3 separate regions of the Homo sapiens genome follow, and regions 2 and 3 are each linked to region 1. Evidence: chromatin contacts called from ENCODE Hi-C or POLR2A ChIA-PET data. All regions are on one chromosome and are shown on one strand. The core of a region is the stretch at or near the end of the contact, and the rest is flanking DNA. Distances in the headings are between cores, read along the strand shown. Region 1 holds the start of MS4A1 (membrane spanning 4-domains A1). Region 2 overlaps MS4A4E (membrane spanning 4-domains A4E). Region 3 has its middle 16 kb from the start of MS4A6E.

What was found. A loop is a pair of places that touch in the nucleus more often than their neighbours do. ChIA-PET counts read pairs that join two places held with the same protein, here RNA polymerase II (POLR2A). Pooled maps may share reads with other maps.
Region 2: a pooled map shows a loop between it and region 1 (3-fold over the local background). The contact joins the enhancer-like site here to the promoter of MS4A1 in region 1. A Hi-C loop is called at or near these places in 5 of 37 single-sample maps with no recorded cell type and 4 of 50 pooled maps.
Region 3: a loop to region 1 is called in a map of B cell, with 18 times the contacts of the local background. The contact joins the enhancer-like site here to the promoter of MS4A1 in region 1. A Hi-C loop is called at or near these places in 2 of 168 maps with a recorded cell type or tissue (B cell and heart right ventricle), 1 of 37 single-sample maps with no recorded cell type and 3 of 50 pooled maps. POLR2A ChIA-PET finds 5 or more read pairs at or near these places in 1 of 52 experiments (activated B cell).

Annotation. Positions count from the first base shown.
Region 1 is chr11:60,454,482-60,457,196 of GRCh38, forward strand. MS4A1 (membrane spanning 4-domains A1) reads left to right here and starts at 1,366. Exons shown (of 8, transcript NM_152866.3): 1 at 1,366-1,464.
Region 2 is chr11:60,203,856-60,206,570 of GRCh38, forward strand. It overlaps MS4A4E (membrane spanning 4-domains A4E), which reads right to left. Exons shown (of 9, transcript NM_001393391.1): 7 at 1,859-1,965; 8 at 1,035-1,103. Among named protein-coding and RNA genes, the nearest start is that of MIR6503, 3.9 kb to the right of the region's middle. Within about 2 kb of position 1,321, at least 2 of the 41 ENCODE cell types and tissues checked have a DNase peak (open chromatin) inside an H3K27ac peak, as active enhancers do.
Region 3 is chr11:60,309,451-60,312,165 of GRCh38, forward strand. No RefSeq gene overlaps it. Among named protein-coding and RNA genes, the nearest start is that of MS4A6E, 16 kb to the right of the region's middle. Within about 2 kb of position 1,306, at least 4 of the 41 ENCODE cell types and tissues checked have a DNase peak (open chromatin) inside an H3K27ac peak, as active enhancers do; they include B cell, where a contact is called at or near this core.

The DNA.
Region 1 (2,715 bases), core at 116-2,615:
ACTCAGACCCTAGGTAATTGTCCTCCCATCACCAATCACTCAAGCATTTCAGCAGATATGCATAGACCCTCAATTAGAATGTTAAATGGATGATGGATCTTCTGTTCCCACTCTCCTTCACTCTACAGCATCTCTGAGAGGTGACTGCATGACTTTACTTGAGTATTCTTGAAGAAGTAAATTCTCTATTGAAATGGTAGCCAGTTCCCCTAATGAACGGCTCCAACAATTTTTTTTTTTAGAGTGGCATCTTTTTAAATATCACACCACAATCAGCCTCCCCAGAACTACTTCTACCCAGTGGATCTAACCCTATGGTTCCAAACTATCTTAAATTTAAAAAGAGAGGCAGAAAGAGAAAGAGAGAAGAGATGAAAGAGAGAGACAGGAATGAACCTCGAATTAGGCAACAGAGCTGCCTGCCATATTTCATCCCTTTAGATTAAATAAACAAATAATTACCTAACTATAGCTCTGTGTCTCTAATAAAATGAAGCAATGAACAGGGAAATAAAAATGTAATTAAAAATCCCACATATGAACATAAAAGTTGAATATTGTAGGGGGAGAGAGAGGACATTATCTTTGGGCAAAACTTTGATTCACATCCCAAATATTTAGACTCTCCTGACACTACCAACTTCTTCCATTTCCCTACTTGATCTAGTACTGTGCTTGATGACCCTGCAGCTCCAGACTAGACTAAAAAGAGAGGGGACACAAGGGAACTTGACAGACAGAAGAAAAAGGTGGGTTCAGAGGTAAAAGTGCTATTTCAATTTATATTTCCAAATATGGAGGCTAATTCTTGCTTTGAGTGGCTGGGTACATGTACTATGGCACTAAAGTATAATTTTAGGCCATTTCTGCTAAATCTGACACAAGATATATACATGGTTCATAAGAAACTTAAGTGTGAGCCAATGAGGACAATATTTGGGGACCCCTAAGTATAGTGCTGCCAAGTGTACAGCCTCAGTGATTCTTGAATCTCTGCATGGATGCCTCCTGCCCACCTACTCAGCCCTAAAAGTGAAGCCAGAAGGTAAAAGTCAGTGCTAACGGCCCATCTTTGACCAACTTCTAGAATCTTTCTTGTCCTCAGGGACCTACCATCCACACCTGCTTATAGGGTGGGGGCTGCAGAAGTTCTTCTAATTAAGGTAGCATGAGCATGCCAGGCAGTCCCCTGGGGTCTTTTTCAAGAAGTGAAACCTGGTAAGGCAGAAACTTTTTTTGCACCTCCTTCAGCTATGGTAAGTGTTAAACCAAAGTAATTGGAGCGAAGCCCAAGGTAGCAGAAGCTACTGATTTCCTGTCACCTGATGTCTATCAGCGATTTCATCTTCAGGCCTGGACTACACCACTCACCCTCCCAGTGTGCTTGAGAAACAAACTGCACCCACTGAACTCCGCAGCTAGCATCCAAATCAGCCCTTGAGATTTGAGGCCTTGGAGACTCAGGTAAGGAATCAATTTGCTTTCTTTAAATGACTTAAAGGAGGTGATGGATAAGGTATAGAATGGTTTTGAAGACTGGAGGTTCTTGATCTTAATTCTAGAGTTTCCCTAGTCAGACTTCCTAATAGTTCTATGACTTAAGGAGGGGTGACGATATCAAGGCTTGCTGCCCACTCACTCCTCTAATCAGTCTCCCTCTCAACAATTACCCTATGCAGTCAACTGTGAATCATTCCACAAAAGTAGTAGATTGCAGCATATATATTAAATCATGGTTTCTAAACCATTGGGTTCAAACTGGAGCTCTACCACTAACAAACAATATAACCTTGGGCAAATTACTAAACCTCTAAAGCCTCAGCTTCCTCATCTATAAAATGGGGGCAATGGTACCCATTACATTAGGAAAATTGGAACTAAAATCCTGAATCCCTTAGGACTTCCCAATACCAAATGAGAAAATAATCAGTCATAGGCATAATGAAAAAAACTCCATTTGTCTTCCTGTAAATGCTTTTGTCTACATTAAATGTAAATATACCTAGAAGTATAGGTGGCTTTACAGGCTAACATTTTCTGGAGGGGATTTGTGGACACCAAGTTGAGCATGAAATCCTGCCTCAAATCTATCACATGGGAAACCAAGAGTAAGAGGGGGCGCTGCAGATGTGGGGGAGCTCTAATGAAGGAAAACAAGGATTAATTTTAATCATGCCATTACTGTTTTCTGAATCCAGTATATAAGTGATTCCCTTTCCCTGTTTCCCATAAAATGGCTTAATCTCACTGAGAATCCGGTGGAAAGAAATGTTTAATCCAGCATTGTGAGCATTTTTGTGTGTGTGTTTTGTTTGTTTGTTCATTTTTTAGTGGAGACAAGGTTTCTCCATGTTGGCCAGGCTGGTCTCGAGCTCCCGACCTCAGGGGATCCACCTGCCTCGGCTTCCCAAAGTGCTGGGATTACAGGTGTGAGCCACTGCACCTGGCCATTGTGAGCACTTGTTAAGCTTCCCTGAGGAAGTAGCTGAGTTTGATGTTCAGCTTAATGTAACTGAGCTCATAGTACATAGAAAACAGGTTCCCTATGCAAGTCTAGTAGGATACAGGATTCTCCGAAGAAAGTAGTTGATGTCTAGTAAGGAAAGCAAAGAGCTAGGAGCTCTGAAGAATTCCTTGCAATCAGGCAAGGAGAGCAGGAACGCCCTCAGGTGATGTGCATATCTAATGCAGAGTTTGATTGAAAGTAAAGAGGGA
Region 2 (2,715 bases), core at 71-2,570, 250 kb before region 1:
TATAGATAGAACCTAGAATAACCAAATAAAGAATAAATTTAAAATTGCATGATATGAAATAAATGAGGCAGCCTTCTCTACAAGTTGAAATCATAATATTTTGCATGAATTGCCTAAAATATTTGCATTAGCTTTTTACAACTAAAAATGTACTAATCTTAGGTTGCTTATGTAAGTGTTAACCTTAAAAAGTTTATGTATGCGCTAATTTAAACCAACAGAAGGCATTCTCAGGCCACTTAAAATAATCTCAAGGCAATATATCAGGATATAAGTTAGGATATTTTACAAAATCCAAGACAGAACAAAGAATCAGGAGATGTAAGGACTTCTAGGATTTAGTATGAGTTCTGGCTTTTATTATGAGTTAGAGAGGAAGCCATTGAAGGATTTTGCCCAGTTATAGCAGTTAATCATCTTCCCTTGCCTTTATATATTTAAAACGTCAGGGATTGGCCCAACTTGAGGTAAACTTTGACTTGGAGATGCAAAGGATTTTGCTAGGGTCTGATCCTTCACTTGGCGCTTCTCAGTTCTGCTCGTCTGTGAGCAAATTACATCAACTCAACTAGAGTGAAGTTCTGTGGTAGCTTTGTGACCTAGGAAAAATTAATTGTGTGAATGACTGACACATTTCCAATCAAATTACTCTCATCATTTTCACTTCACTGTCTAAGAAATGATCTCCCTCTCTTTCCTCTTTCCTGTTGGGCTTGAAGCTGTGAAGAGGTAAGTTTGCTGCAATCAGCAGCCATCATGCTACTATATGAACCCTGTGACAGACAGATGCTCATCCATGAAATCAAGCATTCATTTCATTTCCATTTATTGCTATTTCTGCTTATTTGACTTTCTTTTAAACATACTTCCTTTACAGACACACACGTATGCCAGTAATAAAGTAGGCTACATGTATTCTCACTGATGTCCCATAAGAGACATAGAACATCTATGCAATAGTATTAAGGTTCTATATACTACATAATAGTAAGCAACAGTATTAAGGTTCTATTTGGTGGTTCTTGCTAGATTACCTTTCAATCCTCAACCAAGAAGATAGAATGTCATAATAGACTTTTTCCAGATACTGTCCATCTCCGGAGCTGGAGAAAGTAGACAGGTTAGCATTGAAAGAAGGAGGGCCTCACATTCCCATGAAAAGCGTGCATGGAGAAAGGTGGATACAATAGATACGTGAGTGTAGGGCAGAATGAGAAATCCTATATACTGAGTTGGAAAATATGAATGTCCATGCAAATTCAATACTTTTTATCTTATCATAATGAAAATATCGCTTCCTCAAAAAGAACTTTCCTGGTTACTCTCTAATGACTCATATTTCACAACCACTACCAACAACCACTCTCCAGCACATTAATTCTTACAGTTAGCTTCTAACAGCATATAAAAATGTTTTGATTGTTTTATGTTAATCTGTGTCCTGTCCCATAAAAGTTTAACCTACAAGAGGAAGGATATTATCTCTCTTATTCACCGCTATTTTCTTATATGCTTAAAACAATGTCTGCCCCATTGTAGATACTTTACAAATATATGCTGAATAAAATGATGAACTGACAAATATAAATAATATGTATATATGTACATATGTATATGTATTAATTAAAGCTTTTGAGGCTCCATATGTACCAGAGTACTAATTGCTCTATCTTTATTATACCAAGAAATTATCATAGGTCTATGGGCCAGACAATATTATTACTATTTTGCTGAAGAGAAATATGAAGCACAGATAAATTTTGTGGCATGTTCATAGCTACATAGGTAGTAAACAACAAAGATGGGATAGCAAGATGAAAACCCAGGGTTGTCTGATTAGAAAGTCCACATTATTTACCACCATACAGTACTGTCGACATCAACATTTAGTCTCTTTCCATCATATTGCATCTGAATAGAAAGGAGGTAGCACATGAAAGTATTGCTTCTAATTTTATTTTTGCTCTGCAATAAAAAAGCAAATGTAATTAACAAACATTAACAAATACCATATGTTGCACATTTCCATATGTGACACAGGATACACATTTGATTAAGATATAATTCTGCCCAGCAGAAGGTGGGGGAAGGGAGAGGAAGAAGAAAAAATAGAAAATATAAGTTGAATCTGATCCTTCATATGATTTTTACTCCATGTATACCTTTACTGAAATGATAGCTTGTGCACATGCAAGGACTGACTATACTATTCCAAGGTACTTTCTATGGGTGAAGGAAAGCAGAAGGAAAAGGATGGGGGAGAAGGGCATGAATCTCCACTTCATGAAGGAAAAAGCACTTTGGTCCCCAAATATGGCAGAAAAAAAGTCAAGTAAGTGAGAGGAATGTTATACAGGGGAGCAGAAGTATGTGTTTTGCATGGAGACCTCGTTTTAGCAATACCTTTTTGCCCTTCTGCTTCCAAATCTTATTTGCCAGTTTAATGCCTTTATATAAAGTCCTAATGATGAATGAAAACCTTTCAAGTGCTGCTGCCTCATTAAATGCATTATTTATTAATTTAACTTCTAGTACTCTCGATAAAGGGCCAATGAAATTAGTTGTTGAGTTCCAGGGGAAAAAATGAGAACAAAATTTTGAATATATACACACACACACATATATATATATATGTATATATATACGTATATATATATACACACACACACACACAGAGGTCATAATTGGATTCCATATAATAATGATATCAATATG
Region 3 (2,715 bases), core at 56-2,555, 150 kb before region 1:
ATATAAGATAATAGTGGTGAATAAGAGAGAGAACATCCTTCCTCTCTTGTAGGTTAAAACTTTTATGGGACAGGACATAGATTAACATATAAACAATCAAAACCTTTTTATATGTTGTTAGAAGCTAACTGGAAGAATTAATGTGCTAGAGAGTGGCTGCTGTAGTGGTGGTGAGAGATGAGTCATTAGAATGTACCCAGGAAAGTTTTTTTTTTGAGGAAGTGATATTTTCATTATGATAAGATAAAAATTATTGAATTTGCACGGATATTCGTATTTTCCAATTCAGTATATAGTATTTCTAGATTTCTCATTCTGCCCTACACTCACATATCTATTGTATCCACCTTTCTCCATGCACGCTTTTCATGGGAATGTAAGTCCCTCCTTCTATCAGTGCTAACCTGTCTACTTTCTCCAGCTCCAGGGATGGATAAGGTGTGGTAAAAGTCAGTTAAGACATTCTATCTTCTTGGTTGAAAGTTGGAAGGTAATTAGCAAGAACCACCAAATAGAACTTAATACTATTGCTTTTCTTTCTTTTTTTTTTTGAATTTTTTTTTTTTTTTTTTTTGAGACGGAGTCTCGCTCTGTCGCCCAGGCTGGAGTGCAGTGGCGCTATGTCGGCTCACTGCAAGCTCTGCCTCCCCGGTTCACGCCATTCTCCTGCCTCAGCCTCCCGAGTAGCTGGGACTGTATACAAGCGCCCGCCACCGCGCCCGGCTAATTTTTTATATTTTTAGTAGAGACGGGGTTTCACCGTGTTAGCCAGGATGGTGTCTCGATCTCCTGACCTCGTGATCCGCCCGCCTCGGCCTCCCAAAGTGCTGGGATTACAGGCGTGAGCCCCCGCGCCCGGCCAACTGTTAATATTTTACCATGTCATAAAGAGATATTGGTCTATGTATGTACCTAATTCCAATCTTTTAATTATTGTGTATGTACTGATATCCTACTTGTTTTATTTCTTCAATATTGTATTAATACTTGGCAGATTTTGTACTCGGCATTTATTCCCCATTTGTTCTGATAATGATGGCCTGATTTCCTCCAAAAAATCACCATTATCTAACTCTTAATTTATGTACAAGGGTGGAGCTCACCCAACCCCCAATTTCAGGAGTTGACCTGTGTCCTACATCTGGGAAGTGGCAGAATTACATCAACTCAGCTAGAGTGAAGTTCTTTGGTAGCCTTGTGACCTAGGAAAAAACAATTGTGTGAATGACTGACACATTTCCAATCAAAATTAATCTCATCATTTTCACTTCACTGACCAAGAAATGGTCTCCCCATCTTTCCTCTTTCCTGTTGGGTTTGGAGCTGTGAGGACGTAAGTTTGCTGCCATCAGCAGCCCCGTGACAGACAGATGCTCACAGACAAAAGCAGAACTGAGAAGTTCCAAGTGAACGATCAGACCCTAATGTAATTCTTTTGAGTCTCCAAGTCAAGTTTTACCCGGAGTTGGCCCAACCCCTGGGGTTTTAAATATATAAAGACAAGGAAAGAGATTTATTCAGATAGTGCAATAACTGGGCAAAATCCTTCAACGGCTTCCTCTCTAATTCAGAATAAAAGCCAAAGCTCATATAAATCCTACATAGTCCTTACATCACGTGATTCTTTGTTGTTTCTTGGATTTTTAAAATATCCTGACTTATATCCTGATATATTGCTTTGAGATTGTTTAAAATGGTAAGAGAGTGCCTTCTCTTGGTGATAATTAGTGCATACATAATTTTTTTAACACTTACATAAGCAACCTAAGATTAGTGCATTTTTAGTTGTAAAAAGTTCATGCAAATATTTTGTGCTATTAGTGCAAGATATTATGATTCCAACTTTTAGACAAGACTACCTGCACTTGTTTCATGTCATGTGATTTGAAATTTATTCTTCATTTGGTTATTCTTGGTTTTATCTATATGTGATTAGAAAGCAGTAGGAAAATGTCCATGAGACTTTGTCTCCTTTTGCTACTTTTACAATAAAAATAATTATTGTTTCATAGGTTTTTGTTTTTTTTTTTGAGAGAGGGTCTGGCTCTGTTGCACAGGCTGGAGTGCATTAGAACCTCTGCCTCCTGGACTTAAGCCATCCTCCCACCTCAGCCTCCTAAGTAAATGGGACTACAGGTGTGCACCACCACACCCAGCTACTTTTTCTATTTTTTGTAGAGACAGTGTTTCACCATGTTGCCCAGTTTGATTCCCTGTCTGCTTAATGATTGCAAGAGGCTCCCCTGCTGGGTTGAAGTTGGGCCAAGAATTGCCTTAGTAGTGGTTGATACGGTTGGGATGGTATGGTTAAAGTTGAACTCATCATTGAGGGAAGCATCTTGGGACCGCACTTCGCCTTGTAAATAATTGGAAAAAAAAAGTTATAAGGTCTTGAGTATATAAAGTGATATTATTGATAACTTCTAACTATAAGTAGTCCAAGCTCTTCAGGTAGATGCAAGATATCTGTGACTAAAAATGATTTTTTTAAAAAATTTGAATCCAGTATTTTTGGGTTTTTTTTTTGTCTTAGACTCACTGAGGCAAAATGAAGGCTTCACGCTAAGTTAAATTTGTGTTATCAAATATTTCTGTCCCCTTTCTCCTCTAAAATCTAATTTCTCTTCTCTACCAGTCCTAAATATCAAAGATTATAAGAAAAGTAAGGATAATTAAAGATTAAAGAATATTGAGGCTTGTGTATTTTTTCAGTCA